2 separate regions of the Homo sapiens genome follow, and region 1 is linked to region 2. A link is a contact called in ENCODE POLR2A ChIA-PET data. All regions are on one chromosome and are shown on one strand. Each heading gives the region's core, a stretch centred on a gene start or an enhancer-like site at or near the end of the contact. The rest is flanking DNA. Distances are from core to core; before and after follow the strand shown.

Evidence for each region. ChIA-PET counts read pairs that join two places held with the same protein, here RNA polymerase II (POLR2A).
Region 1: POLR2A ChIA-PET joins it to region 2 with 11 read pairs in IMR-90. The contact joins the promoter of SPTBN2 here to the promoter of BRMS1 in region 2. POLR2A ChIA-PET finds 5 or more read pairs at or near these places in 2 of 52 experiments (H1 and IMR-90).

The regions. Positions count from the first base shown.
Region 1 is chr11:66,726,371-66,734,068 of GRCh38, reverse strand. It overlaps SPTBN2 (spectrin beta, non-erythrocytic 2), which reads left to right and starts at 4,853. Exons shown (of 38, transcript NM_006946.4): 1 at 4,853-5,328.
Region 2 is chr11:66,339,178-66,346,743 of GRCh38, reverse strand. BRMS1 (BRMS1 transcriptional repressor and anoikis regulator) reads left to right here and starts at 1,640. Exons shown (of 10, transcript NM_015399.4): 1 at 1,640-1,772; 2 at 4,503-4,648; 3 at 5,121-5,211; 4 at 5,411-5,538; 5 at 5,698-5,777; 6 at 5,874-5,970; 7 at 6,531-6,623. The coding sequence starts at 4,510. It overlaps B4GAT1 (beta-1,4-glucuronyltransferase 1), which reads left to right. Exons shown (of 2, transcript NM_006876.3): 1 at 1-254; 2 at 504-1,370. The coding sequence ends at 695. RefSeq lists enhancers at 1,465-1,894, 1,350-1,900.

The sequences.
Region 1 (7,698 bases), core at 3,604-6,103, 380 kb before region 2:
TGCCAAGAGGAGAAGTAAGACAGCAATTGGAAACTAACAGCTGGATTTTGCAATAGGATAATTTTTTTTTTTTTTTTTTTTTTTGAGACGGAGTCTCTCTCTGTCGCCCAGGCCAGACTGCGGACTGCAGTGGCGCAATCTCGGCTCACTGCAAGCTCTGCTTCCCGGGTTCACGCCATTCTCCTGCCTCAGCCTCCCGAGTAGCTGGGACTACAGGCGCCTGCCACCGCGCCCGGCTAATTTTTTGTATTTTTAGTAGAGACGGGGTTTCACCTTGTTAGCCAGGTGCAATAGGATTATTGACAACCTTGTTGAAAGCAGCTTTAGAGTGGAAGTTCTGTTGCATTGGATTAAGTCAATTGTATCAATGCTCATCTATCCCCTTCAATTACCATCTATTTCTACACTGATGTATTCCAAATGGGTATCTTAAGTCCAGACCTCCCCTTTAAAGTCCACGCCCATATACAATTGACTACTCAATATCTCCACTTGATTGGTTCAAAGATACCTCAAACCTAGGTTCCAAAACCAACAATCTCTCCACCCAAACCTGGTTTTCCTGGAGTATTCCTCATCTCAGCAAATAGTAGCTCCATTATTCCAGTTGCACAACTCATCCTTGACTAACCCTTTTTCCTCACCACCACCCCTGTATCTATCCCATCACCACATCTGGTTAATTCTTTCAACCTGTGCACTCCATCTCCACTGCCAGCAACTGAGTTCAAGCTACCATCTTCTCTGTCACCCTACCCACAGTGGTAGCCTCCTAACTGGTTTCTCACACATCTTTGCACCCCTCCATAGCAACTGGAGTAACCTATTCCCCCCATAGCAGCTACAGTGACCTTTTTAAAATACAAAGTTGATCCTATCACTTCCTTATTTCAACCTTTCAATAGTCTCTCAGGGCTCTAAAGGTGAAAATCAAAATTCTTTAAATAATGACATAAAAAGCTCTGCATGATCTAGCCCTTGCCTATCTCCCCAGTCGCAATTCTCTACACATTCCCTCTTCCCCTCTGTTTTCCCTGCACCCTGGTCTTTTCTCCATTTCTTTTGTATTGTTTTTTTTTTTTTTTTTGGTTGGTTGGTTTTTTGAAAAAGAGTCTCACTCTGTCCCCCAGGCTGGAGTGCAGTGGCACAATCTCAGCTCACTGTAGCCTCCGTCTCCTGGGCTCAAGAGATTGTCCTGCCTCAGCCTCCCGAGTAGCTGGGATTACAGGCACTTGCCACCACGCCCGGCTAATTCTTGTATTTTTAGTAGAGATGAGGTTTCACCATGTTGGCCAGGCTAGTCTCGAACTCCTGACCTCAGGTGATCCACCTGCCTCAGCCTCCCAAAGTGCTGGGATTACAGGCGTGAGCCACCGCGCGCAGCCTCTTTTCTCCATTTTTTTTTTTTTTTTTTTTTGAGAGACAGAGTCTTGCTCTGTTGCCCAGGCTGGAGTGTAGTGGAATGATCTCAGCTCACTGCAACCTCTGCCTCCCGGGTTCAAGCAATTCTCCTGCCTCAGCCTCCCGAGTAGCTGGGATTACAGGCGCATGCCACCACGCCCAGCTAATTTTTTTGTATTTTTAGTAGAAAAGGGGTTTCACTGTGTTAGCCAGGATGGTCTCAATCTCCTGACCTTGTGATCCGCTTACTTTGGCCTCCCAAAGTGCTGGGATTACAAAGTCGTGAGCCACTGCACCCGGCCTCTTTTCTCCATTTCCTATGTACACCATGTGTCCTGCAACATCAGGCCTGTTAGCCATATGCTCTGTGGCTAAGAACATGGGTTCAAGGGTCAGATTGGGTTAAAATCCCAGCTCTACCCTTGCCTGGTTTGATGACCCTGAGTAAGGTACTTAATCTCTCAATGTCTCCATTTCCTCATCTGTGAAATGGGGTTAATACTTACCTCTTGGAGTTGTTATAAAGGATTAAATGAAATGTTATGTGTAAAGTATTAGAAATACAGTTCCACGTTAATGTTAGTAACAGCTATTATTATTCCCCACTCTGTCTGGTTAATGCTTCTCATATTTCAGATCTCAGCTCAGGTGATCTGAGGTTATGACTCTGTTCAGTTCTCTCTTAACATCCTGAACTTTTCATTCATAACACTCATTATACTTTGTGGTTATATATCTGATGGGTTATTTTATTAATGTCTGTCAATCCCACCACAGGCTCTTCCAAGAGAAAACAGACAGTATCCATTTTACTCATCATTATATCCCCAGATCCCAGCACAGTGCCTGGTATATAATTAGCCATATAGTTTTTGCATAAATATTTGATTGAGCAGGGGCGAGGAAGTGAAGCCAATGAGTGCAAATGACTCAGGAAGACTGTGAACATAAAGAGCAAGGGGAATGCATGGAGGGAAGTCGGGGCTTCTTGATTATTTTTTAAGCTGGCAAATGCTTGAGCATGTTTAAATGCTGATGGGAAGGAACCAGCTGAGAGACAGCAGTGAGGGCCGTGAGGCTGCAGAAGGGGATGAGACTTAGCATAGGAGCCAGAAGAATCCATCTTAGGTGAAAAGAGGGACACCTCTTCCCTGGTATTGAAACAAGAACTGAGAATTCGGCTATGTATGTATGTTTGGTGGGCAGAGCCAAAACCTTTCCATGAATCTTGGTAATGTAAGCAGCAAATGTGGATTCACTGAGAAGCTCAACAAACTTGGTGGATATCATTCCATTCGCTTTTGCAACTCAAATAAGAAGGAACCAGATATTTTCTTCATCATTGACTGTACTGGTTCACTACAGAGCAAAATAACAAGTTTCCAAAGCAACCCAGTCACAGAGCTGAGATAGGTGATCTCAGTGTTCTCTTTATTCAATGTGCTTCCTCTCCAAATCGGGAAACAGTATGGGAAATAATACGGTAAAATCATAACGGCTGATACTGATTAAGTGCTTACTATGTGCTGCATATAATTCATTTACCTGCAATAATTCATTTGATGTTCCCCACATTATGGTGCCATTTTACATGTAAGGAAACTGAATCCTAGGGAGGTAACTTGCCCAAGGTCACATAGTCAGTGGGTGGCAGAACTATGTTTTAAACCCAAGGAGTCTGACTCCAAAATCAATGCTTTTAACCATTCTGCTATACTCCCTGTCTAGCAGAGAGGAAAGAACATATTAGGATTCAGAAGACCTGGAGTTTCTACCATGAACTAATTCTGTGAACTTGTACATTCACTTAGGTGTCTGAACATCAGTCTGTTCATCAATAGAATAAGAATGAGAATGTTTATCTTACAAGGCTTCTTGAAGGATTATGAAATGCTGAAAATAGGAAATTATAAAAGATATTATTTTGCTAATCATAAGACTTAATACCCTTGACTTCTAATTGGGTCACGATATTATAGGCTGTCATTGAGACCCTTAGTTCCCGTAACCAGTACAGCAGCAGCAGCTTGGTGGTTCCAGTTCCTTTGGCAGGGCAGCTGATTCTCTAATTTTTTTTTTTTTTTTTGGAGATGGAGTCTCGTTCTTGTTGCCCAGGCTGAAGTGCAGTGGCACAATCTCAGCTCACTGCAACCTCTGCCTCCCGGGTTCAAGCGATTCTCCTGCCTCAGCCTCCTGAGTAGCTGGGATTTCATGCCCACCACCACGCCTGGCTAATTTGTGTATTTTTAGTAGAGAAGGGGTTTCACCATGTTGGCCAGGCTGGTCTTGAACTCCTGACCTCGCGATCCACCTGCCTCGGCCTCCCAAAGTGCTGGGATTACAAGGGTGAGCCACTGCGCCTGGCCATGGGCAGCTGATTCTCATCCCATCAGCTTTAATGTCCCTGACCAAGTGTCCCTGATGACCGTCATGCACAGGTTGGTGCCTCCTTCCCCCGAACCAACCAACACATAATCCTACCTCTGGGAAGAGTTGCAGTTTATGCCCTTGTTTCTTTAATGCCATTGCCTGAAAGAGTGGCTATTAAAAATAATAAATAGCCTCAGGCCTGGCACGGCAGCTCACGTCTGTAATCCCAGCACTTTGGGAGGCTGAGGCAGGCAGATCACCTGAGGTCAGGAGTTCAAGAACAGCCTGGCCAACATGGCAAAACTCTGACTCTACTAAAGATACAAAAATTAGTCGGGCATGGTGGCATGCACCTGTAATCCCAGCTACTCGGGAGGCTGAGGCAGGAAAATTGCTTGAACCCGGGAAGAGGAGGTTGCAGTGAGCCGAGATCAAGCCACTGTACTCCAGCCTGGGTGACAGAGCACGACTCCGTCTCAAAATAATAATAATAATAAATAGCCTCAAATGCAGCTAACTGTGAGGTACACACCAGAGAGCCAGTTCCAGTTTCGTGGTAGAAGCACAGATATCAGAGCTAGGAGAGAACTTCAAAGTAATCTTTCAATGGAACTCCCCAACCCTCCTCCCAACCCATTTTATAGACTAGGAAAACCAAGGCGAGGTAGATGACACCACTAGTTAGGGTTGTCAAAACCATATCTGGAAAGTACTTCAATTGCACATATTTGTTTCAGTATGCATACCTTTTCAGAAAGGAGCAAAATCCTAAATTACCCATAAATCTATTATAAAACCTTAAATCCAATAATTCACTCAAAGCCCATTCTTTGAGTGCCCTTACTTGACCATTTCAGGCATTCCCTGGATAGAAACGGGCCCTCATCTTCAGGGGCAGTACATAACCTAACGGCTCTGTACAAAGCTCACCCTGTTACCACTGGCTCATCTCTGAGCTGAGTTCTCTAATCTGGAAGAACAGCACCTACTTCTCAGAGCTGGAGTGGGGGTGGGAGTGTCACATGAGATGATGCGCTTTTAGCACCCACCTGGCACTCTGTGAGTTTGTCATGATTTGGGCATAATTCCTTCCTCTCCTAAGCAGGCAGCAGTTCACCTTGGTTAAGGACCTTGGACCTTAGACCACTCAGACGCTAACAAACCAAGGAGAAACCCAGCCGTGTCAGGCCTAGAAATGTCTGCCCCCACCCCCACCCCCCTCAAGACGGTGACTAGGCCGGAATTCTCCTGGTTGATAAATGAGAGGAGCTGAGAAGCGCTGAGATGCCTGTTTGGAGCATCTGATCTGTAGAAGACGAATCTTCACTGTGCCATGGAGATGTTCTGGGAGGGAGAGCCGGCCCAGCTGCCTGAAGGAGGACGCGAGAGCGAGGGGACGGGTGAGAGGAATGCTTAGCGGAGACGGACTGGAGGTGCCCGGAGAGGAAAGGGGAACGGAGGCTGGATCTCGGGAAACCTCGTCGGCAGTGTCATTAGAGGAAGGATCGCGTGTCTCGGGGATACGGATTTTGGAGGAAAAGCAGAATAGGGACAAAGGTGAGGTGTCCGAACCGGGGAGATCAAGACCTGTAAGCTGTGGTGGGGGACCCAGGGACCAGCGAGGACGGGAAGGCGGGGTTTTGGGGGGACCCCGCACGGAAGGTGGCTGGGGGTCGGCAGCCGGCCTCGGAGCTGCTGCCGCGTTCGCCCCGAGGCAGGTCAACTACCCCGGGCGGGGAGCGGCGGGGAGCACCGAGAGGGGCCTCGGTTGCCATGGCGCTGGGCGGGGAAGGGGCGACTCGGGCCCCGCCCAGAGCCCCGCGGGGCCGCCGGCTCCAGATGGTCCCGGGCCTCCCGCGGGAGCCGGCGGCCTGCGGCAGGGGGAGGCTATTGTCCTCCTTCCGCGGCGCCGCAGTCCCGCCGCTCGCGCCCGCGCGCCGCCGCCACGCGCCCCGCCGCCGCCCGCCCCGCGCGCCCCCCGCGCCGCCTGCGCCCCGTGACAGCGCCCGCCCGCCGCCCGCCGTGCGCCCGGCCGCTGCCTGCAACCGCCCGTCGCGGCCGGGCTGCAGGCGCGGCAACTACCGGTGCGCCCCCGCCCGCCGCGCCCCCGCCCGCCCGGCCGCGGCTCCGCGCCGAGGTAGGTGCCGGCGCCCCGCCCGCTTTGTCCCGGCCCGCGGGGCGGCGCGCTTTGTCCGGCCGCGTGCGGTCGGCGGGGTCGGGGTCGGGGTCGGGGTCGGGTCCCGGCGGCCGGGGTGAGCCGGGGCGGGAGCAGGCGGGGACGGGACGGAGAGGGTCCCGTGCCAGCCACACAGGTACCGGGATGAGGGCGGTGGGGGCCAAGGCCGAGGGGGGGGGACTCGGGCCTCTCTGGAGCCGGGAGAAGAGTCTGGAACAGTTAGGGCTGACGGACACGTTCGCGGCGAGGCTGGGAGCGGGTCTGACAGCGCCGGCCCCTCGCGTCGCCGGGGCTGCGGGGCGGACGGGCCGGCGCCGGGCCAGGTGCTGGGGGCGCGCTCGGCCGCCTCTGCCCGGCGGACTGCGGGAGCCGGGCTCCCTCCTCCCCGGAGCCGCGTGGGCTCCTCCTCGCCTCTTTGGCAGCTGGCTCCACGCGCTCCCTTCTGTTCCCCCACAGTGTGTGGGAGAGGGGCACGCGGTTGGCTGTGGTGGCCGGAACTGGCCCGGGGAGAAAGCAGACGCTTCGGGCGGCGGGGAAGCGGCCGCGTGCGGCGTTTCTGTGGCCAGGAAGCTGATAGGGCTGTGCGGTCCGCCCCGCACGGAACTACCCAGCAAGGCCTGCTCGCGGGGGTGTTCCGGCTCCGGTGCCACAGTCGTGATTTACCTTCCACTCGCTTGGAACTTTACCCCATTGACCCCAGGACATTGCATGCTTGTGTGAGGTGCAGGTTTGCCCCGGTCTTAACCTGCTACATGTCGTCTGCCCTCCCCCTCTCGGAGCAGCCACAGTTCCAACGCTGGAGAGCCCGGGGGTTTCAGGTATGGGCAGAGGTAGCAACAAACCAGTTTTCCTTGAAGGTGAAGAGGGGCAGAGTGAGTTCCAAATATGTGTCTTAGCTTGAGGTGTGGGGCAACCTCTTGGCTTATTCAGAAAGGCAAAGGATTGGCCGAGGAGAAGATAGGATGGAGTTTACATTCTTCCCTTAGAGAAATTGATGTGACCCCGGGTTGGGGAAGGGAGATAGCAAGGGAGTGAAGAATCTGAATATTTGAATAAATCTGCCATAACTGGAGGATTCTAGAAGAGAAAATAAAATTTCAGTCCCCCTCTTCAGCCCAGTTCCTAACTTCCTCCGAGGGAATTGATCAGGAACACAGTCTGAGAGGTGGGTCGGGGTTTTGCTGTTCCTTCCTTCTGCCCTGGGCCCATCTTTCTCTTGCCTTCCTGGAGGCCCTGAGCTGATTTGTGACTTCTTTTTCGTTTTATCTCTCTGCCAGTCCACCCATTTATACTTAGAAGCAAATAAGATTTGAACTTTGCCAAAGTCCCCATTTCTTCTAATCTATTATTCATCTCACTGTCATTTGTTCAACTCTGCCTTCCCGTGACTTCTCTAGCTCTGCCGTTCTCCTCCCGCATATCTGCGGTTCGCTGTGCTGTTTCTTTCATTACCTGTGGTACCTACTCCATCTTCATCTTCCTCTCCCATCGCCTGAGCTCCTGAGGGGAAGTGATATTTGAGTTTAGTGTGGGGTAGGGCCTGAGCAGACCTAGAAGCTAACCCTGGGTCACACTCACCCCTGAAACTTTGTGTCTTCTCAACACTCATGGCTCCTCTAACCAATTCCAGCTGCTTCTCATCTTTGGACAAGGGTGGCCCTCAAAGTGTGGTCCCCAGACCATTAGCTTCAGTGTCACCCGGGAACAGGTTAGAAATGCACATTCCCAGGTACCACCCCAGAAGTACTGAA
Region 2 (7,566 bases), core at 391-2,890:
TGCCCATGAACAAAAACGAGCTGGTGCAGCTCTACCAGGTTGGCGAGGTGCGGCCCTTCTATTATGGGTTGTGCACCCCCTGCCAGGCACCCACCAACTATTCCCGCTGGGTCAACCTGCCGGAAGAGAGCTTGCTGCGGCCCGCCTACGTGGTACCTTGGCAGGACCCCTGGGAGCCATTCTACGTGGCAGGAGGCAAGGTGCCCACCTTCGACGAGCGCTTTCGGCAGTACGGCTTCAACCGAATCAGCCAGGTGCTCATAAGGGAGAGGGCAGGGGTAATGGGGCAGGAGGGGTGGTGGGATCAGGGAGTTATGAGGAGTGGCCCTGGATGGAAAGGAGGCAATGAAGCAGGAGGGATCATAGTTCAGGAGGTGGGTGGATGGTGTGGAAGATCCAGGATACTTCCAGAGGGGTGAGGACGCTGGACTGTGGCTTTAGGGAAGTCAGTCTCAGGCCTGTCAATGTCATCAAACTTTGCTAACCTGTCTTTCCTCCTGCAGGCCTGCGAGCTGCATGTGGCGGGGTTTGATTTTGAGGTCCTGAACGAAGGTTTCTTGGTTCATAAGGGCTTCAAAGAAGCGTTGAAGTTCCATCCCCAAAAGGAGGCTGAAAATCAGCACAATAAGATCCTATATCGCCAGTTCAAACAGGAGTTGAAGGCCAAGTACCCCAACTCTCCCCGACGCTGCTGAGCCCTTCCCTCCCCTAATCTGAGAAGTCAGCCTCTTGGCTCCTCAGGCCACCATTTAGGCCTGACTGGGGTAAGAAATGTCGCTCCACTTTACAGAGGTAGCTGTGGTGTTGAAACACTGGACTTGGATATGGGGTGCTGGGATCGATTCCTAGCTTTACCACTAACTAGCTGTGTGGCCTTGAGTAAATCCCGTTACCTCTCTGAGCCTCGGTTACCCTGTCTGTAAAAAGGGAGGTGAGAATACCTACCTCACGGAACTGTTGGGAGGCTCAGATGAGATGCTATATGTGAAAACATTCTGTAAGCTTCGTACAAATGTGAAGTATTAATATTATCGCAGTATTATTGTTGTTATTATTATTGTTATTATTAACAATCTTGGGTGGGTAGTAGGAGAGCAAAAAGTATGAATGGGATGGAGCTAAGAAGTCTGAATACTTAATGAAATGGACTTTTTGGAAAGAAATCAGATGAAGGCATAAAATTTAGTTCTTAGCTCTTGAACAGAAGCCTAAAATTCCTGGTTCTCTCAGGGCTTCGCCTTCAAGGGTTCTGGAGGAGGGAAGGGTCTGCAGGTTCCATGGGTGACAGCCTGAGATCTGTCCCTTCAACGGGCTGGGCTGGGTATGTGCCTACCGATGACAATGTGTAAATAAATGCGTGTTCACACCCACAGCTGGCTCCGTTACTCTCCTGAGCTGGGGGTGGGGGGATCGGGGCCGGCTTCTCCCCTTGCACGCCGTGGGGAGATGGCCGCGGACGAAGGGCACCGTCTGCAAAGCACTGAACCATCAGGGCCTTCCCTGCAGGCCGAAGGCCTGCGCGAATGTCGGCCAGTTACTATGGAGACCGGCCCGCGGTATCCCAGCATGCCTCGGGACCAAACTGTCCAACTGTGAGCATCCCCGACGGTCGCCTCCTGATGACGCACACGGAAGCACCGATAGGCTCTGCCTCCCGAAGAAAAGGGAGCCGCGCAGCGCCTACGGGAGTCCGGCGGCAGCAGCCGGTACCGGCAACCACGGGCAGCTCTCAGGGAATCTCCGTCGTGAGGCCAGAGGCTCCAGTCCCCGCGGTGCGTATCGTCATGCATGGCTTTTGGTTCGCCCTCTCCGGTTAGTCGAGCAGGGCCGGCACAACCTCCTCCTCCGAGGCCGAAGCAGAGATTTAACCGGCCTGACGCGTGCTGGGCTGCGGGCGAGCCAGTGATATTCCGGCCCGCTCCGGCGCATCTAGAAGGGAGCGGGAGGCCCCCTGGGCGCTGCGGAGAAGCTGGATTGACCTCTGCGAGAGTGGGGAGGGTCTGCCTTCCCTAGGGGCCTGCCCCGGAGGAGCTGCCATTCTGAAAAGATAAATTGCCTGTGTACAGCGCTTTACAGTGTGCTTTTCCATCCCTTACCACCTGTGAGCTCCTCAACACTCAGAGCAGGAATGGTTATCCGCTTTTTGCACCCGGGGTAAGGTGGGAAGGTTGTGACTTAACTCACTCATAATCAGAACCAGGGGGAGGAAAGAAAGGCTTCTGGAAGAGATAGACTTAAGCTGCATCTTACAAAGTGAATATACTAACAGTGAAGAGGCATTGCAAATGTTGGGAACTGAGGCTTGATAACGGGAAGATGAAGCTGGTTTAGAGAACCGAGCCTTTCAAGTCAGGTGCAGGTCATTAGTGAAATTGTTGAGGAATATGACTAAACACTCACCTAGGCCAGGCTTACTATACACAACTTGAACTGGTGTCAAGGAAAGCTTGCTACCATTACAGGGACCTGGGACTACCGAAAAGTAAAAACTAATGTCTGTCTCACAAAAAATTTTTTTGTTAAATTTGTATTTGCAAATCCTCCAGTCATCAAGTGAACCAGCACTGTGCTAGGTAAATAAGTTACATGTGCAGCCCCTGCCCTAGTGAGGCTCATAGACTGATTGCGGGGACAGATATGAGAACAGGCAAATAGATATAAACAAAGCTTCCTGGAGGGAGTGGTGTCTGCACTGTTCTAAAGGACTACAAAGCAGTGTCCAGAGAAGTTGGAAGAACACAATAAAATAGAAGCCTGCAGGAGGTTGAGAGATTATCTGCTGAGAGGACTGTTTTCTTCTTCTTAGGTGATCTCTTGGCAGTACTTGGCACTATCAGTGCAATTACTCCTTGGCAGTACTTGGCTTTCTTCTAAAACTCTTTCTCCACCACTTCGGGTTTTGCCTCCTCCTTTGTAGGGGTCTCCTCATCTGCCCCTTTGGTGACCCTGGGCGTCTTCTGATCGCACACATTGTGCCTTGCTGGTTGCACCTTCTCCTGTGGCATGAAGAACTTGCTGTATGCTGACGACCAAATCCCTGCAGCTCAGATTTCTCACTGAGACTTAGACCCATGTTCCCCCAGCTGCTTTCCTTCTCTTATTTCTGGGTCTTTGCTACTGACTCTACCTGGAATGTTCCCTCAATAAGTGCAGCTCACCCAGCTGGTCCATCTTTGTCTGGAAGCCTCCCTGCTGCATCGGGCTCCAGGTCCTGGTTATATACCCCTCCCTTATGCCCCTGGTCTTAACTCTCCTCCTATCATGGTTATAGTGTGCTCCTTTGCCCCTGTCTCCCAGGAACTTGTAAACTCCGTGAGGTCAAAGACATTCACACTTGGGCGCCTGCATACCATAGCGTCTGACGGTACCTAGCATATGTTAGATGTTCAATACATGTTAGATGAGTCAGTAAAAGAAGGAATGCTTACCAGTGTTGGATGTTGCCGAGCAGACAATTAAAATAAGCACTGAAAAATATTGGCATTAGCCACAAGGAAGTCATTGGTTAATGCTACGGGATCAGTTTCAGCTGAGATTGAGGACATCGAACAAGTGGGAGGTGAAAGTAGGAACAGCCAGTGTTCATGAGACCTTGAAAAGTGTAACTGTGAAGTGGCAAATGGAGCAGTTAGGTGGAATGGGTGAGGTTTTGTGTTTCTGTGTTTTGTTAATGCTAGGAAGTACCCAAGCACATCCAAAGTTTCATGGGAAGGAGGTTGCTAAGAGTTAGAAGCTGAAGACACAGAAAAGAGAGGGGAGCACTGATGACCTGCGGTCCAAGAGGAAGCAGAAGGAGATGGGATTTGACCCAGAGCACAATGAAAGACAAGGAGATTGTAACATTATCTGGAAGAGAAGCCGAGGACATTATAGGCAGAAGGAACAGCTGAGGCAGAGGGTGGATAGTGGAAGTGCAAGCACTAGCCATTATATGTTGGGATGAAGGAGCTGGACCGGTAGGTCAAGTCCAGTCTGGGAAAGACCTTGAAAGCCCCAGTTAGAAATTTAGGTCCAGTTTGGGTGTGGTGCGGGCGCCTGTAATCTCACTACTCAGGAGGCTGAGGCAGGAGAATCGCTTGAACCCAGGAGGAGGAGGTTGCAGTGAGCTGAGATCGTGCCACTGCACTCCAGCTTGTCAACAGAGCGAGACTCTGTCTCAAAAAATAATAAGAAGAAAAGAAATTTAGGTCCAGTTGCAAAGGCAGTGGAGAGTGCCCCCTGGGCCTTTCCTTTCTGTGGATCACAGCCTTGGCCAGTATTGCTAGGATTAGGATCACCAGTGACATCCAAGAGCAGGAGCAGTTCCACAGCTCCCAGCCTTCTGTGAGAGGTGCAGATGGCCATTTGCACCCTTGTCACCCAGTTTGTGCTCAAGGTGTGGCCAGGCCAGTTACTTCCCTGGCTTTCCCCATCTGGGATCGAGTTGTGTTCAGCATCCTGCTGCCTCTTTCCCCCTCTGAGCTGTGGGCAGCCATAAGTGATAGCTCCATTCCTTCTCCCAGAGTCCAGATGCCTGTCCAGCCTCCAAGCAAAGACACAGAAGAGATGGAAGCAGAGGGTGATTCTGCTGCTGAGATGAATGGGGAGGAGGAAGAGAGTGAGGAGGAGCGGAGCGGCAGCCAGACAGAGTCAGAAGAGGAGAGCTCCGGTGAGCCCCTACACACACAGACACACACACACACACACAGAGCCCCTACACACACACATGCACACACACAGCCCCTACACACAAGCATGCACGCACATGCACATACAGCGCCTACACACAAGCACATACACAGACCCTGCACACAAGCGCACACACGCACACACAGCCCCTACACACAAGCACGCACACACAGCCCCTACACACAAGCACGTATGCACACACACAGCCCCTTCACACAAGTACACGTGCACACAGCCCCTTCACACAAGCACGCACGCATATGCACACACAGCCCCTACACACAAGCACACACGCACACACACAGCCCCTTCACACAAGCATGTACGCGCACACACACACAGGCCCTACACACAGGCATGCATGCACACACACACATGCAGGACGCACATGCACACATGCGGGTACCCACCACTCCTCCCCAGAGCTAGCCCTTACTGGCCTCTTGTCCCAGAGATGGATGATGAGGACTATGAGCGACGCCGCAGCGAGTGTGTCAGTGAGATGCTGGACCTAGAGAAGCAGTTCTCGGAGCTAAAGGAGAAGTGAGCGTGGGGACACCTTGGGCTGGGTCTGCGAGGATCTGGGATGAGGAGGTGGTGGGCCTGGTACTGGGCAGGCGTGGTTGGTGCCCAGGAAGTGCGCGCCTAACACCGGGCTTGCTGTGGAATGGGTGCTGGGTATGTGTTTGCCCAAGAGCGATGGGTGAGCAAATGGGTGCACGGCTGCCTTTTTACCACGCAGGTTGTTCAGGGAACGACTGAGTCAGCTGCGGTTGCGGCTGGAGGAAGTGGGGGCTGAGAGAGCCCCTGAATACACGGAGCCCCTTGGGGGGCTGCAGCGGAGCCTCAAGATTCGCATTCAGGTGGCAGGTCTGTGGGTGGTTCTGTACCCTCTTCCCCTCCCAGAACCCGTGGCACCCTGTCCCCTTCCTCTCTCGTTCCTGCCCGGCCTTGCCCTTTGCTCTCAGCCCTCCTATGTGGGCACCGGGCTCCCCAGCCAAGCAGGGACCCTCCTCCCTTTCTCTGCAGGGATCTACAAGGGCTTCTGTCTGGATGTGATCAGGAATAAGTACGAATGTGAGCTGCAGGGAGCCAAACAGCACCTGGAGGTGGGCCTGATTGGGCACACTGGGGGTGAGGCAGGGCACAAAGCCTGAAGTGGCCTCACCCCATCCGTCCTGCTGAGCTATTGCCCCCTCTTCCAGAGTGAGAAGCTGCTGCTCTATGACACGCTGCAGGGGGAGCTGCAGGAGCGGATCCAGAGGCTGGAGGAGGACCGCCAGAGCCTGGACCTCAGCTCTGGTAAGCGCGAGAGCCTGGGCACCCCGGAACTGGGCCCCGCTCAGTCCACGCCCACCCCTCTTTGGGCTTCAGATGTCCTGAAGTCAAGGGGACAGCCAGAGGACCTGCCTGTTGGGGTCAGTGTGAGGGCTGAAGGAGACCAGGCCTGGAAAGGGCCTGGCACATAATGGGGGCTCAAGCAGAGTGGGTCTCCCTGCCTCTTCTGCCCCTGCTCTTTCCAAAACAGGTATCAGTGTGACATGCAGTCACATGCAATAGCTCTAGTCCCCTCCATGTTCATAGTACCTGTGTTCACGTGGAGTCCTGGGGTGGCAGGAATTGTCGTCATCCCACTCTCCACTAAACAGATGAGGCTCACAGAAGTGCAGTGACCTCTTCCCAGGGTTGTGCAGCTGTGCAGGCAGGACCTGAACAGCCCTAAGGGGCTTCTACCCCAAGCCCAGGGTGGTGATGGGACAGGGGAGATGAGGCCAGGCCGGCCCATGGTGGAGGCAGAGGCTACAGAAAAGGGAGTATCCTGTGGGCCAGCACCCCAATTCTAACTCTGGGTCTCGGGGCAGAATGGTGGGATGACAAACTGCACGCCAGAGGCAGCTCCAGGTCTTGGGACTCCCTGCCGCCCAGCAAGAGGAAGAAGGCACCTCTGGTTTCTGGTATCCTTTCACCCAAGGTGGCCTAAAAGTGGGCAGGATGTAAGGGTCAACTCCAGACCCAGGGGAGGGGGTTGGAGGGGACATGGAGGACAGTCACACTAGATGCACTCGTGGTTGCTTGGTGTCATGTGAATATGTCCAGGCAAATCCAGCTGTCAGCAGTTTCTTACGGGGTCCTGGGTCTCTCTGGGCTATGTGAACCCTAGGAAAACAGAAACGGGCTGGGCTCCGTGGCTCACATCTACAGTCCCAGCACTTTGGGAGGCCAAGGCGGGTAGATTGCTCGGGCCCAGGAGTTCTTTTCGAGACCAGCTTGGGCAACATGGTGAAACCCATCTCTAGAAAAAATAACAAAAATTAGCCAGGCGTGGTGGTGTGCACCTATAGTCCCAGCTACTCTGAAGGCTGAGGTAAGAGGATTGCTTGAGCCTGAGAGATCAAGGCTGCAGTGAGCCGTGATGGTGCCACTGCACTTGAGCCTGAGTGAGGTTTGGCCTTTGAGGCCTTTCCATCTCCCGGGGTTGTCCGAGCGGGTCCCCAGCTTTCCCTGGGGAGCCTTTGCTCATATCCCACCCTCCTCTTGGAAGTCCTGCCTGTCCCGACTGTCCAGGGCTCATCTCAAACGTTACCTCCTCTGTGAGGCCTCTTCTGGTCTTACCCTGGTGCCTATGGCTTCACTTTCCTGTGTGCTTCTGTGCCCTACCATGGGGTACCCACATCCCAGAGGGCACTGGCTGCCTCCACCCCTTCCTAGGCAGGGCTAGCTTAAGCTTAGTCCAGGGCCTGCTGTGCTTTCATCTGTCCTGGCAGAGCTGAGTCCTCCTGCACCCCTGAGGGTATTCCTGCAGCAGCCAGTCTTAGTCATTATGGCAACCTGGTGCTGGAGAGCAGGCCCAGGCAGGGAGGGAGGAATCTGGAAGGCCATGACTTGAGTGAATGGAAG